Regions from separate parts of the Homo sapiens genome. Here all the other regions are linked to region 3. The links are chromatin loops, found by intact Hi-C in ENCODE. Cell type or tissue: PC-9. All regions are shown on one strand.

Region 1 (2,500 bases), 130 kb before region 3:
CCTATCTACCTTTCCATCTATCTATACCTGGCACATTGTAGATGTTCAACCAATAGTAACTAGTCCCCAGCCAGTGACCATTTTTCCCTCAATCTTGACCGCAACCTGCATCTCTCTCTGAGTCTGTGCATCTTTGCTCTTTACCCCCAGAGCTTTGCCTTGTATAAGCAGAGGCACAGTGGGACATGGAAGTTGAGTTAGTAAAGCATGTTTTAGCACTCAGAATTTATCATTTGACCTTCAGCCTTCTGTCTACTATGCCTTGCAAGTTTCATTTATGCGAAGAAGAGCAAGCTTTCCAAAAGGATGCTAGGGGAGCTGCGGCAATGTGCCCAGTTTCACCATGTTGTCCTGACTTTTAGGAAAAAACCTGCTCAACTATCCAATTAGCAGCCCTGCTGGCAGCCCAGGCAATGGTTCTCAGAAGCCAACAGCAGGAAATCTGGAGAGAAGCCACTGTTTATGTAGCAGAATAAAGGATGCAACTTGTCTGTTTATAACTCATGACCTTGGCAGGTAGAACAGAATTTGTGTTGGCCACATTAATTTAATCTTCTTACTTCTTCTGAATAACTCATGAATCCCAATGTATTTCTTTTGAGAAAATGCTCAGAATTCTTCATTGGAGCAGCCATTTTCTAGGTTTTTAGCGTACTGTGAAAGTAACTTCAGGTGTATGAGAGAGAGACGGGTGTGGGGAGACAGAGGAGAATGGTTCATCAGTGACTTTTCACCTCTGGAAACTCTGATCTGTGGTCCTCCTTTCATGATTTCCAAACCATATTTTGGGTACTCTGGAACTTTAATAATTTTCTGTGCTGTATCAGTATTGTTTGCAGTCTGAATGAGACCTCAGTAGGGAAGTTATTCCAATTTTTATTTCCCCATACTCCAGCTATTCCTTTCCCCAGCCCCAATGCCTAACTTGATTCACCCAGGAGAGGCAGAAAAAGAATGACATGTCTTTTTGTCAGCTATTCTTTCTGCAAGTGGGAGACCGGCTGAATTGCAATTGTCCAGTTCCTGTTGGATGGATATGGTGATATAAGAGAGCCACTTTCCTGCCCTGGGACCTGGATCAAGACAGAGTCTTGAAGGCATAGAGGAAAGGACTTGGTCTCTGCATTAAATATGCCAAGATGGAGGAAATTTATGATGGAATGGTAATCCTGTGCCCTCACTCATTTGGAATGAAAGAATCAGTCCTAGAGTATGAGAGGTCTTACTGACTCATGGCCTGATGTAGGCACGTGGTTTAAGAATGGAGCACCTCTGACTCTCTGATTTGATCTAAAGCAAGACTCAAATGTCAGGCCCTCAGGGTGAATGTAGATGGAAGCTTCCTTCTGACACCTGTATGACAGCATCGTGATCGCATACACCTAGCCTGTCACTCTTGATGGGGCAACCTTGGGTCTGGGAGGCAATAAAGAAACACAATATGAACTCAGCTCTCACCACCTGTTACCTGGTGCTGTGGCAATGCTCTGAGCTGCAAGTGTGGAGACCCGGGATGGTGTCCTGAGAGCCTGGCTCGCTTCTGCAAATGCGAACATTCATGCTTGGACATGAGAACTGCTAATGTCCCCTCCAGCTCTACTGTTTTATGAATCTAAGTAGGAGACCGATGAGTCTTCTCTCTCCTGTGGAGAGGGATTCGTGGCAAGAGAGATGGTTAATTTTACCCATCAGGTTGTGTGGCAATGACTCCAATTCACGCCTGCTCTCTGGTGAGCAACATCAACTATCCCTTTTTGATAGCACATGATCCAGATTACGGGTGTTTCAGGTATTCGGTTTCTTCTTGTTCTCTTTTCTTTCTTGATACTATTAGGCCATTTTCAAGCTAAGTGTTAATGGCAGCCTAGTAGCAGAAACATGAGAAGGGAGGAAGTTGATGATCTGGGAATTACATTTCCTGTGCAATTAGCCTCTGTAGTAGGCTACTTAAGTTTCAAATTTGCCAGTGGGGGGAACCAGCCTCCCCTAGACAGGGTCATACTATTATATATTGGAACAGGAATGGCTCTCAGGAGATCTGCTAGTACAGCTCCAGTCATGAGGCAGTGAGAACGTATTCCCATTTCACAGATGAGGAACTGATACTGGATTATGAAGTCAAAAGACTAGAGAAAATGCCTTTTCTTGGACTGCCTCAATAGAAAATATTTCCTTGAAGACAGGGACTCAGAGTTAAGAAGCGGTAAAGTAGAAAGATGCGTTGAAAACCGTTTTTCCTGATTTCTGCTACTCACATCACACACAGCCGAATTCCTGCAAAAGCCTGTAGATTACAGTATTAGATAGCTATAAAATCACTCTTTTTTTCATTCATTAAATAATCTTTGAGTGGTTTTTTGTGCCAGGTGCTATGCTAGGCACTAGAGATGAGATGGAACAGGGACCCCTCTTATGGGCCTGTCGGGCTCCTCTCTGATCCCCTCAACACAAATTCTAAGCACCTAGATAGCCGGCCAACTAGCAATTTAAAAAGCAAATA
Region 2 (2,500 bases), 170 kb before region 3:
TTCGGTCACCACTAAAGATCCTGTTTGGCTTCTTTGATCCTGCGATGCACAGGGCTCCCTCCTCCAGGCAGGATGTCTCATCTCCGGACTTTGTGGACTGGGGTTGATTCTTTCACGCCCAGGGGGCCTCACCTCCGGGCCTGCTCCTTTCTTAGAGGTTAGTCTTTGCGTGAGCAGGCACACTTGTTCTGAAACCACCACCATGGGGTTAATTTGCAGATCCTCAACCCACCAGGCAGACTCCACTTTCTGACCCCATCTGTCAGACGCTGAAATTCATGGTCCTTCCCAGGGCAGAAGCCACGAGCCACAGAGCAAAGCTGCCATCACTTTGTATATTTCAGGGTTATTTATTAGGCCTTGGCTTGGAAGTCTAGCCAGGAGGTTTTCACTCAGGGTCTGTTTGCCTTACGCAGTCTGTCTCTGAAGTGCAATTTGGAGATACAGAGACGTCAGGGTAATTTTCCATCCTCTGGTGACAGTGTTATTATTGAGAAGGAAGGATGAGGGCCGCTTGCTGTGCTAATGACTGCTTCTCATTTCATAGGCTCCAGGAGACCCAGGCTGTAAACGACTGCACATAGTCAGGTTCCCCCAGAGCCTCACATGGAGTTCCTCGCCCTGGGGAAGTGATGTTAATGGTTTTCTTTGCAAATCCCTCTCCCACCCACTTTCCTGACAGGATTATAGAATCCCTGTGTCTAGACACCCTGGGAGCTCTGAGGATTTCCTGAGCCTGTTTTCACTCACTCATTGTGATATCTCCTATGGAGGCTGAGTCAACACCCAGTATTGTGAGTATTGGGGGCGTAAAGGAGATGTTAGGATCATAACCTAAAAGTCCCTGCCTCCCACCCGCAGCCCCCTCCCTGACCCTGTGACCCATCACGCTAGCCTTCTGCACCCTTTGATTCTGTGCTTTTCAGAGCCCCGAGAAAGCTCCGAGCCTAGAATGCTGCTCCTTTCCCCTCTTCATCTCCTCAATGTCCACCCATCCTGTGTCACCAGTCATCAGAGAAGCCTCTGTGCCTCCACCCCAGAAGAGGTCAGGCTGGAAAGCTCTTAGAACCTCTAGTTTGCTTCCTTCAGTGCCTTTCTTCTATTTCATATTTGCGTGAGAATGTGCCTGGCCTCTTCCACCCGAGGAACCTGAGAGGCTCCTGTGAGCTAGGGCAGGCTTGAGGCTCTGCTCACCAGCGCATTCAGCAGGGAGGAGAGGCTGGCACATGCAAATTCCTTTCTTTAGTCATCTTTATTGTATGAATGGCTGCGAGGGAGTAGCCTCGGGGTATTCAGTGGGGAACTGTGAGTCAGTAGAGGGGTATATAATAGGTACTCACCTGAAAATGGTCTTTTGTCTTTCAGTTTACCCCTGGGAAAGGGTGAAAAAAAGGAGCTGCTACATGGTGGGTTACTTGAGTGTAGGAAGGAGAACAGGCATAGGATCCATTCACGTTTACTCTTCTTGACGTGATATATGCATGTGAATAGCCTTTAGGAGCAAACTCAACACTCAGCTAAATTGTAGTGCATGTCATTTCCAACAGACCCTTAGACTATTAGAAAGGGCAAGATGATTGTCTGTTTCAGCGTTGACATGTGTGTGCACACAGAACTCTTTATGTAGAAGAGATAATGTATCAAGTGGGGTAAAAAATGGAATCACTGAAAAAAAATTATGTTTTTCCATGGAAGGGTAATTATTGCCCAAAATAGAGCACAGATCAAAACATCTTAATTCTTTGCCATTCTCTTTTGGATTGTAAAAATCCCTGTACTCTCTATATTTGCCATGTCAATGACCCAAACGCCCAGGCATTGCAGGAATGTGGCAGAGTTTGAGTTGAGTCTTACGTATTCATTTAGAAAATACTTACCAGGCAGTGGCCACGTGCTGGGTACTCTGATCATGTTTCAGGGTCATGCAAGACACAGTTCCTGTCCTCAGATGGCATGGGGTGATGTGAAGAGCCTGGGGTTTGGAATCACACCACTTTAAATTGGAATTACAAATCTACCATTTACCAGCAGCATAAACTGGGACAAGATGTTTAATCTCCCTCATTCCCACTTCCTACATCTGTAAAGTGAGGTTAATGCTGCTTATCTCATAAGATAGTTTTGAAGACTAAATAAGACACAACCATGTATAAAGAAAGTCAGATCGCCGCATGCCCTCAGTCAAAACCCTTCAAAGGGTTGTTAGGAAATTGGGAATAGAGTTTGAAATTCTTTGTGCTGCTACACGATCTGACCTTTGTCTGCCTCTCTGTCCATCTGTCTGGTTTTTGCTGCCTTGCTCTGTGTGCTCCCAGTGTGCTGGCCTCCTCCCTGCATCTCCAGCCTCCCAAGCATCTTCCTGCCTCAGGACCTTTGTGCTGGCTGCTTCCTCTGGCTGGAACAGTTTTGCTTCCAATAATCACAAGCCTTTTGCTCACATTAATCAAGTCTCTCCTCCAGAGGCATCTCCGCAAGAGTTCTTTCCTGCCCTCCAGCCTGA
Region 3 (2,500 bases):
TTCCAATCAAGGAGGAATGGGCTTTTGTTTTGTATTTTTTTTTTTCAGATTGAAAAGCGCTAAACTGATAAGCAATGATGCATGGCCTTCATGGTCAATTGCCCACACTAGCAAAAAACGTTCAAGATAAGAACGACAAAAATAATAAGGAGAGTAACAATGCCACCATGACCTTTTAGCAAGATGGAGGAAATCACTCTTCAGCAGGGATTCATTTTTCTAGTTTTCTTGTTTTTTTAGCCACAGGAAATAAAGCGTGCACCCTACCCTTTAATTCACTGTTTCCCCCATTCATTTTCTATTTCCTGGTAAATTAAGTAGATGCAATTTATAGGCCTTTCTTATGTTCCCAGCTCCTGTGGACCCTGATTCTAAAAGCCTCTCTGCCCTATCCCTACTACTCCCTCCACATTTCTAACCCAGCTCTTCCAAAGAGAGTATATATAGGTACTGTGGAAGCAGAGTAAGATATCCTGCATATAGTAGGTGCTCAATAAGTGCTGAGAGGAATTAAATTGAAGCACTGACAGTTCTTTATCTGGGTCTTAGTCTCATGGAGAATTACAGAATCTGAGAAATGTGCTATCATACCTTGCCTCCTCAATCTAGTTTGTTCTCTTCCACTTTTGTTACCGGAGACTTGGAACTGAGAATGCAACACCCATCCATCCTTGGAAGCCTTCTCCAGAGACAAGCGCTCGTTCTCCCTGGGAACTGTGTAGGAGATGCAGCAGGGAGCCTAGCCCAGCCTGTGCCCGTCCTAGTAGCCTGCACCTGTCAACGCAAGGTCTACGGATCAAACGGAGGGGACTTTCTGATGGAGCCATCCTGGCAGGGCCACTGTGTAAGAAAGAAGTCACATACTTGCAAAATGAGGGTAGTGGCCAAGCGCACTCCCCAAATCCTCTGAAATAACAAAATTATTCATGAACTGAAATAATCACTGCTTTGTATCTTTCCGTTTTCCCTCTTCGTAAACAGCTCTGCTCTTGGTACTCCTGCCTAACCACAGCAGCCCCTAGTGGCAACAAGCTGGAACACGCAAGACTGTTCCGAAAATGTCTCCAGCCCTTCACCGGAGCCGAAAGCATCCCCCACCTCCGCCCTCCCCGCTCACCTTCATGGATCTGATTTTTATTTCTTAGGGGCTGAGGTTAGCCTCTTGGTTTTTCAGCACACACGAATGCACACAAGCGTATGCATATACTGACACTGCGTGGGGTGAGGCAAGACACGCCGGTCAACGGGCCCCTGGGGTGGGGAGAATGCAGGAGGGCTGGTAGGAGCTGGAGGAGCTCTCTTCACACCCCCAAGTCCTCTGGTCCAGGGTGCCCGTGAAACCAGGGCCCAGCTCTGACTCGATTTTTGTCGAGAAGAATCAGCCATCAAAGAGTGAGAGGTGGGATGCCTCACTCAGGGGTTCACCTCTCTGCTCCTATCACATCCCCAGAAGCAGCTGCCACTAGCCAAGGTGAGAAAATCATAATGGCACCCTTGAGAGAGAGCCCTTTATGAAGCAGCTAAATATCCTCTCTTTCCAGGGAATGACTTAACAAAACCTCAAATGACACGCTTGGATGTCAGCTGAAACAACTTTTCTCAAAAAAACCTAAATGCAAAAAAAAAGCTTATTTGAAACAACATCCAGAGGGAGTCCTTGTACACCTAAGCCCAGGTAATGGATTTACGCCCGGACTGCTTTCCCCCGCAGGGAATCTAGTCCCTCCACGATCTCACTTCCCAGAACCAAAGGCTAGTGGAGCACCAGGCCTATTTTGGAAGGGCTGGGAAGGGAGGGGAAAATGGATTTGTAGATGTCTAGTGAGTGCTGAGACTGCTGGGTGCTTCCTTCACCAACCTGAACTCACTTCAGACTCACACAGAAAAAAACATCACGTTAAGAATTCCTCTGGGAGGGAATTGACTCTTAAGAATAGAACTGTTTAACTCTTGATCCTGCCTTTAATTGACTCTGCAAATGTTTAAATGGATTCAAATACAACTGAAACGGAGTTGGGTGATTTTGACATCAATTAATATACTCCGATGAAGTTAGCAGAGGGGACTTTGAGTTAAGTGCAAGGAAAAAAGGGAGGGGGGTGGGAAATACGGCCCTTATACTTTCTGTTTTAAATTATGATAGAGCATACAGGGCTATTCCCCCAGGGCTTATTACAAAGACTCAGAAGATGTTAAATCCACTGGGAAAAGCCCAAAGCTCTGGCTCCTAAAGGGAAATGTGAGTTAGTCAATGCAGACACCGTAGATGATTTATTGGTTATTGTGTGTGTTTTTATGTGTGATATTGGGCTCTGTGCTGTGTGCCTCTCAGCTGTTTGAGGGACAGATGTCAGGAGGAGTAGTCCAGGCACTCACGGGTTAACTCAAGCCCTGATCCCAAGGGACCCAGGCATTTTAAGAGCAGAGCCTCCTCCAGTCATGGCCTGCCCTTACTTCTAAAACCTTGAATGTGAAAAAAGACTGTCCCCCTTCCATCTGA

Evidence for each region. Hi-C counts contacts between places; a loop is a spot of excess contacts. Peaks named below come from ENCODE experiments on the same cell type or tissue, not always from the same donor. Only the 100,000 strongest peaks of a DNase experiment are listed, where the experiment ranks them.
Region 1: a loop joins it to region 3, with 5 times the contacts of the local background. A loop is called at or near these places in 2 of 110 quality-filtered maps.
Region 2: it touches region 3 in a loop (2.6-fold over the local background); 2 of 110 quality-filtered maps call a loop at or near these places.

Annotation. Positions count from the first base shown.
Region 1 is chr16:47,924,759-47,927,258 of GRCh38, forward strand. No RefSeq gene overlaps it. Among named protein-coding and RNA genes, the nearest start is that of LINC02192, 39 kb to the left of the region's middle. In PC-9, no CTCF peak of the experiment used is centred here; a DNase peak (open chromatin) is centred at 1,273; H3K27ac peaks cover 361 bases.
Region 2 is chr16:47,886,492-47,888,991 of GRCh38, forward strand. LINC02192 (long intergenic non-protein coding RNA 2192) reads right to left here and starts at 639. Exons shown (of 2, transcript NR_110649.1): 1 at 1-639. All of the region lies in intron 4 of LINC02133 (long intergenic non-protein coding RNA 2133), which reads left to right. RefSeq lists enhancers at 383-1,582, 1,123-1,937, 1,938-2,500. In PC-9, no CTCF peak of the experiment used is centred here; DNase peaks (open chromatin) are centred at 1,210 and 1,850; H3K27ac peaks cover 1,487 bases.
Region 3 is chr16:48,054,187-48,056,686 of GRCh38, forward strand. No RefSeq gene overlaps it. Among named protein-coding and RNA genes, the nearest start is that of LINC02134, 90 kb to the left of the region's middle. In PC-9, CTCF peaks have their summits at 1,032 (motif pointing left) and 1,235; no DNase peak of the experiment used is centred here.